Linked DNA regions of Homo sapiens: region 2 is linked to region 1. A link is an interaction called in ENCODE POLR2A ChIA-PET data of the cell type or tissue named here. Cell type or tissue: PC-9. All regions are shown on one strand. Links, peaks and the distances in the headings refer to the core of each region. The heading gives the core; the rest is flanking DNA.

Region 1 (2,923 bases), core at 261-2,760:
GCTGTTCTAAGATAAAATTTGGACCTTTACCACAGGACTAGTAAATTTAAGATGAGGCCACAAATGGCAGAGTAAGGCAGAGTATCACAAGCACCACGTGAGAGTTACAGGCTTTTGTAAATATTCAGAAGAAGGATGACACTCAGCTGAGAGAGTATCAGTAAAAGTTTTCTTGAATGCATTAGGATTTGAAATGGACTTTAAAAGATTAGAAAGTTTCAATAAGCTGATATTTAGGGTAGCAGAGGAAAATGTTTCATGTAGAAGCAATAGCATGAGACTAGACAAGAGGATATGTATAGAATTTTGGGAAAATCATTTCATCTCTTTGGACGTCAGTTCCCCAGATCTATAAAATGAGAGGATTGATTTTGAACATTCAGGTTGCTACCAGGTTTAAAGTTGGATGACTTTGAGTACTATTTTTATAAAGTTGTTATTGTTGTCATTATTGTTGGGACTAGAGATATTATATGATTATATAAAATTTAATGTTTTAAAAAATATAAAATTAAGATATTTACTCTGTGTGTACTATTGTATTTATTTGTGTATGACATTTGGGGAGAGTAATGAGGGATTTTTAAAGGACTTTATAGAAAACAAATTCTAAATGTTTGTTTTACTTTCTGATTTTTGTAGTCATCCTAAATTGATTTTGTTACCTCTTTTGTTTTATTTTTCATATCAGAGGTTGGTATATAGGCAGAATTGCAGTGTAATAAAATAGACTTAATATGCTTATTGTATTAGTTTTTTTTTTTTAGTGTTCACATTGCTAGAATTTGCATTCATTTGTTGAGTCATAATTTATAGGCACAGTGCCATAGATTGGTCTCAATCTGTGATTTTACTTTTTAAAAATATCTGTTTCAATTACTGTGAACAAGGCTAATTGGAAATGTGGCTGCTTCTGAGTTTTCAGACATTTAAAGAGCAGTTAGATGCAGAAAACAAGTATAGTCTACTGCTGTCATATAGGACAAAAATTTCCCCTTTGACTTTATTAAATGCTGACTTCTTTTAAGAATAGGAATTATGTATCATTAATTATATATGCTATAGTACTTAATACAAGGCCTTATAGTAGTCCCCTAGTCCAACAAATATTGGTTAAATTGAAAATAATTCTGTGGCCAGGTGCAGTGACTCATGCCTGTAATCCCAGCACTTTGGGAGGCCAAGGCAGGTGGATTGCTTGAGCCCAGGAGTTCGAGACCAGCCTGGGCAACACGGTGAAAGCCCATCTCTATCAAAAATACAAAAATTAGCCAGTCTCATAACCCAGTCTCAAAAGAAAATAAAAATAATTCTAATATAGAACTTTTTAGTTGAAAATATGTTTTTCTTTGAAATATCAGGGCTTTTTTTTTTTTTTTTTTTTTAGCAAATTTGATTTAGTAGCTTCTCATCTTTGTGTTTTTCCCTTCAGCATTTAGTGTGAATTTAGTTTAAATGTTAATGGTAAATTATCTCAGGTGATAGATAGGAATATCTTGTGTTTTGTGCAAAGATCCCTGAAGAGAATGGTGTATTTTACTGACAATTTCTTATTGACTCTCTTTTAGGAATGGATCGTGATTATGGCCCTGGATCTTATGGAGGTCTGACATTCAAGGATATTTATCTAAAAATTCTTCTTTTGAGTGCCAGTAAAGGTGAGCATCATATAACTTTTTTCTTTTTAAACTCTTATAGGGATGGATCGTGACTATGGCCATGGATCCTATGGGGGTCAGAGATCCATGGATTCCTACCTAAACCAGTCATATGGCATGGACAATCACAGTGGTGGTGGTGGGGGTAGCAGGTAAATTGCTTAATCATTTGGCCAAATAATTAGACAACTATAAGATTTTGGATATATTATTTTAAGTACTCTTTAGGCATGTTATGATACTTGAACTTCACTGTTTGCTATTGAATCATCACCTTAAATATTTAAAGGTGTTAATTAATGGGTATAAAATTTAAATCAGTATTACTGGCAGACGTTATTTTAGGAAAACACCAGATAACTATATCATGTCAATATAATAGAGTAAGATACACTTTTTAGCAGTGAACTTTTAAAAAATTCTTTTACTTTTAACTTCTTGTCAATCAAAGTATCCTGAAAAATGATATAAAAATGTTATTGAAAATATTATTTATGAAGCTTTTTCTTAATAATTAAAAAAAATCTTTTCTAATGTGGGGTGCTATGTAAATTAGCAAAGCAGTCTAACTAGAATGGATTTTACTGAACCAGTCTAACATTTACTTTCCAAGAAACATTCAGGACATATTCCTTTAATTCTAATTTTAAAGGAAGAGCATATTGCAATAATAAAAATATTTTTAAAATTATGTTCAGGTTATTTATTGACAGGTACTACTTACACCAAAGCACTTGTGCTCTAGGCTAGAAGCATTGTATTAAAGCCATGAATACTATACCTTTGACTAGTCGAGATTGTATTTATATTTTCCTGTTACTACTGTATAAAGCTTAAACCTACTTAAACAACTACAAGCTTTAAGGTTGACCATATTTCAGGAGAAGGGGTGTCTACTTTTTGAGGCACAAAGGTTCCTGCTGAATATAAGTAAAACTAGTTAGTAGACATGTGAAACAGTCATCCTTCTGCATAAATTGAAGGATCCGGATTCCTTAATGATGGACTGAATGATGCTTACTTTCCTTCTTTCTGCTTCCAGTGTACCACTATGGTTTATAGTAAAGAAAAATTAAGAAAGTGAACAGTTGCAACTATTTTGCTTATGTGATAGATGTTTTGAAAAATGTAGTTGGAAATAGGAATAATTTTTATATGGTTACTAGGATTCAGAAGTAAATCTATTTAGTGATCTGTAAATAATTGAAGTAATGTAACACTTAATGTTTTAATATGTCAGTTATTGCCCTTTTATATTGTGAATG
Region 2 (2,923 bases), core at 130-2,629, 98 kb before region 1:
GAAGAAACTTTTCAAGGGGCTAATGCTCTACAAGGGTCAAAAACCTATTTCCATGTGCTAAGACATCAATAATATTTTTAATAGGGCTGTTTCTCTTTTGAATATATGTTAATTGTTTCCCTCTAAGAATTCACACAGAAATTGGATATCATATTTTGGACTGCCTCCCAAGACTTTTATGGGATGGAATATGGTCAAATACTCATTCATGAACAAATAAAACCAAACAGATTTGTTTCCCTCTCACCACATTTTTGCACATATATCTTTAATAAATATTCACTGAAAGCTGTGAGCTATACAAAGCAAGGAAAACTACCCACTATTGAAGTTTGAGGGAGCCAAGTGAATAACCCCTCTTTCCACACCAGTTAGAAAGATAAAGGAGTCAGGCTGGTAGATTGCAAAATATCATCTTTATTACTGATGATGCACTTTGGAGAATATGGCTTTGGGTCTGCAGCCAAGTAGGCCTCCAGAAATTTTATCCCTGAATTAGATAAAACTACCCACCTTTTCTTGGCATGCCAGAATAATGGAAGCTGGTACCCTGCAGGGGAAAGCTGCTTTCCCCCAGCAGGAGAGGAGTCCAGAATTCGTGACCTTTGCAGACAGGCAAATCTCAAAGAGGACGAAGAGGAGGAATTAGTGAGGGGGCAGCAAGGAAGGCCCGGTGTATTGTAAGGAATTCTCTCTTGGCGATGTAACATGAAGAGAGTGAGTAAGTGTCCTCTTACCTCAACACCTGCAGTAGGGTCTTCAAAGGTAGCTGAGACCTGACCCCTGCTTACCAGGGACATTGAATGGGGAAGGAAGAGAAGACCTCTCTACAATTGTATTTGAACAGTTGTCCTTCTTCGCAGCTTTAGCTAAGGCTGTAAATGCAAGTGGGAGCACATTTTTATGGGGCAGCCGCATTGTTCCCTGGTGTTTTAACTGCCCCCCAACTGCTGTTTACTTCTCACATCTGAATCTTCTTTCAAGCATCACTTTTAGGCTTAAAAAAATCCCTATTTGACTAAAGAAAATGAGCGGAACAATTCCTCTTTATAAAATGCTAAACAGAACAAGACATCTGGTACTGTACACACTGTAGCCCAAAGGTGAATTTTACCCTCAATATAAGCAGAGTATGCTGTATGTCAACAGTCAGCTCAAACAGAAGCTCGAGCATCGCTGTAGAGCCGCTATCATCACTGAAGGGAATTCATCATTATCCCTGTTAGTAATTTCATAGCTTTGGAAACTGGTTTATAGTACTTAACTGAAACAACCCCAAAATCCCACCCCTGACTCTGCCTTTTCTATTTTCCCCAACTTCTGTTCCCTTTCTAAAGAACAAGATTTTGTGGAATTTAAAGTAGACTGTGACTGGCCAGGTTGCTGCTTGCTCACAATGCCTGTCCTGTGTGTTGGCTTTCTCAGCCAAACTTTTGGGAGCCAGTTGTCACCCAGGACCCAAGGCTGGCATTCTTTGGAAAAACCTGCCTGTGTGTTGTGCCAAGTTGTGTTAGCCACTCCATGTTATTCTTAGATGGGCTCTGGAGTATGACCAGCCTGTGTGCATGCATTTGTAGTAGGCACTGGATAAGAACTGGAGTAATGACTACAGAAGTGAACGGTCACAGCTCTAACCTGCTGAGTCATCTCAGCTCAGCCTTGCTAGCAAGGCCTCCCAGGCTGCATATAGTTTGCTTTTCCTGTTCGTTGCATTCCAACCTGTCAACGGCTATTTTCTGAAGGTCTGTGGGGGCTCATGTAGAAAAGGAATAGGTCTGGGTGGAGGCCAAGAATCTGAATTTGTATCATGTACCCTAGCTCATCTTAATTCAAGTGTTAGTCTGTAAGAAACAGAAGAATGGGTAACTCAACTCCTCCAAACAAATCTGTCAGCATTTACTCATGCAGGAAGGCTATTTTCATGTATCACGTTCAGAACACAAAGGGTCCCAAAGGGCTTCCCATCTATCTTTCAGGTGTTGGGCTTCCTGTCTTCCACTGTGTCTTTTTTTTTTTTTTTTTTTTTTTTTTGATACTGAGTCTCACTCAGTTGCCCAGGCTGGAGTGCAGTGGTGTGATCTTGGCTCACTGCAACCTCCGCCTCCCGGGTTCAGGCGATTCTCCTGCCTAGCCTCCTGAGTAGCTGGGATTACAGGCACAGACCACCACACCTGGCTAATTTTTGTATATTTAGTAGAGACGGGGTTTTGCCATGTTGGCCAGGCTGGTCTTGAACTCCTGACCTCAGATGATCCACCCACCTAACCTCACAAAGTGCTGGGATTACAAGTGCGAGCCACCATGTCCGGCCAGTCAGTTGTTTTAAATCGTGTATTGCCTATGAGCAGATGAGGAAGAGGAATCACACTGTCTATTGAGATTACTGACAACCTTTCTAAGCCTCATTTTCTCAGAGTTTTAGCCTCAAAAGGGACATTGATCAATTTGTAGTCTGATTTCCTTCTTTTCTCAGTTTACAAAGAACTTAGAGGAATTATTTCATGAGTCCCCCAAAATTAGTCATTTCCTACTTTGTGACCCCACAGCATTTTGTTCATACTCCATATTTTAAGTAAACACTGTTTTGTAATTAATGTGTTTATATGTCACTTCTTTCCACCATCACCACCAGCCCCCTTGCGCCAACTGATTTCTTCAAGAGATTGAACCAGGTCTAATTTATGTTTGTCTCCCACCAACCCAGTGACAGATAGATGAATCATGTTGCCTGGAGAGGTTAAGGGATTTGCCTAGAGTAGCAGCCCTGAAATGTGAGTGGCTTTCATAACTCCCAGCCATGTACTTACCACTCGTATGTTGCCAGAAATGTTTTTAAATGATGTGAATTCATGCAAATGAGTTAGGACACAACTTTCCCATTATGTTCCTCTACACTAGCTCATTTATAAAACATTCATAATAG

Evidence for each region. ChIA-PET counts read pairs that join two places held together with the same protein. Peaks named below come from ENCODE experiments on the same cell type or tissue, not always from the same donor. Only the 100,000 strongest peaks of a DNase experiment are listed, where the experiment ranks them.
Region 2: POLR2A ChIA-PET joins it to region 1 with 6 read pairs; 4 of 35 experiments call an interaction of 5 or more read pairs at or near these places.

Annotation. Positions count from the first base shown.
Region 1 is chr1:90,003,435-90,006,357 of GRCh38, forward strand. ZNF326 (zinc finger protein 326) reads left to right here. Exons shown (of 12, transcript NM_182976.4): 3 at 1,569-1,604; 4 at 1,699-1,810. Among named protein-coding and RNA genes, the nearest start is that of ZNF326, 9.8 kb to the left of the region's middle. In PC-9, for the core only: no CTCF peak of the experiment used is centred there; no DNase peak of the experiment used is centred there.
Region 2 is chr1:89,905,179-89,908,101 of GRCh38, forward strand. The region is part of intron 2 of LRRC8D (leucine rich repeat containing 8 VRAC subunit D); the gene reads left to right. Among named protein-coding and RNA genes, the nearest start is that of LRRC8D-DT, 85 kb to the left of the region's middle. RefSeq lists enhancers at 824-1,425, 1,426-2,029. In PC-9, for the core only: no CTCF peak of the experiment used is centred there; a DNase peak (open chromatin) is centred at 1,643; H3K27ac peaks cover 2,500 bases.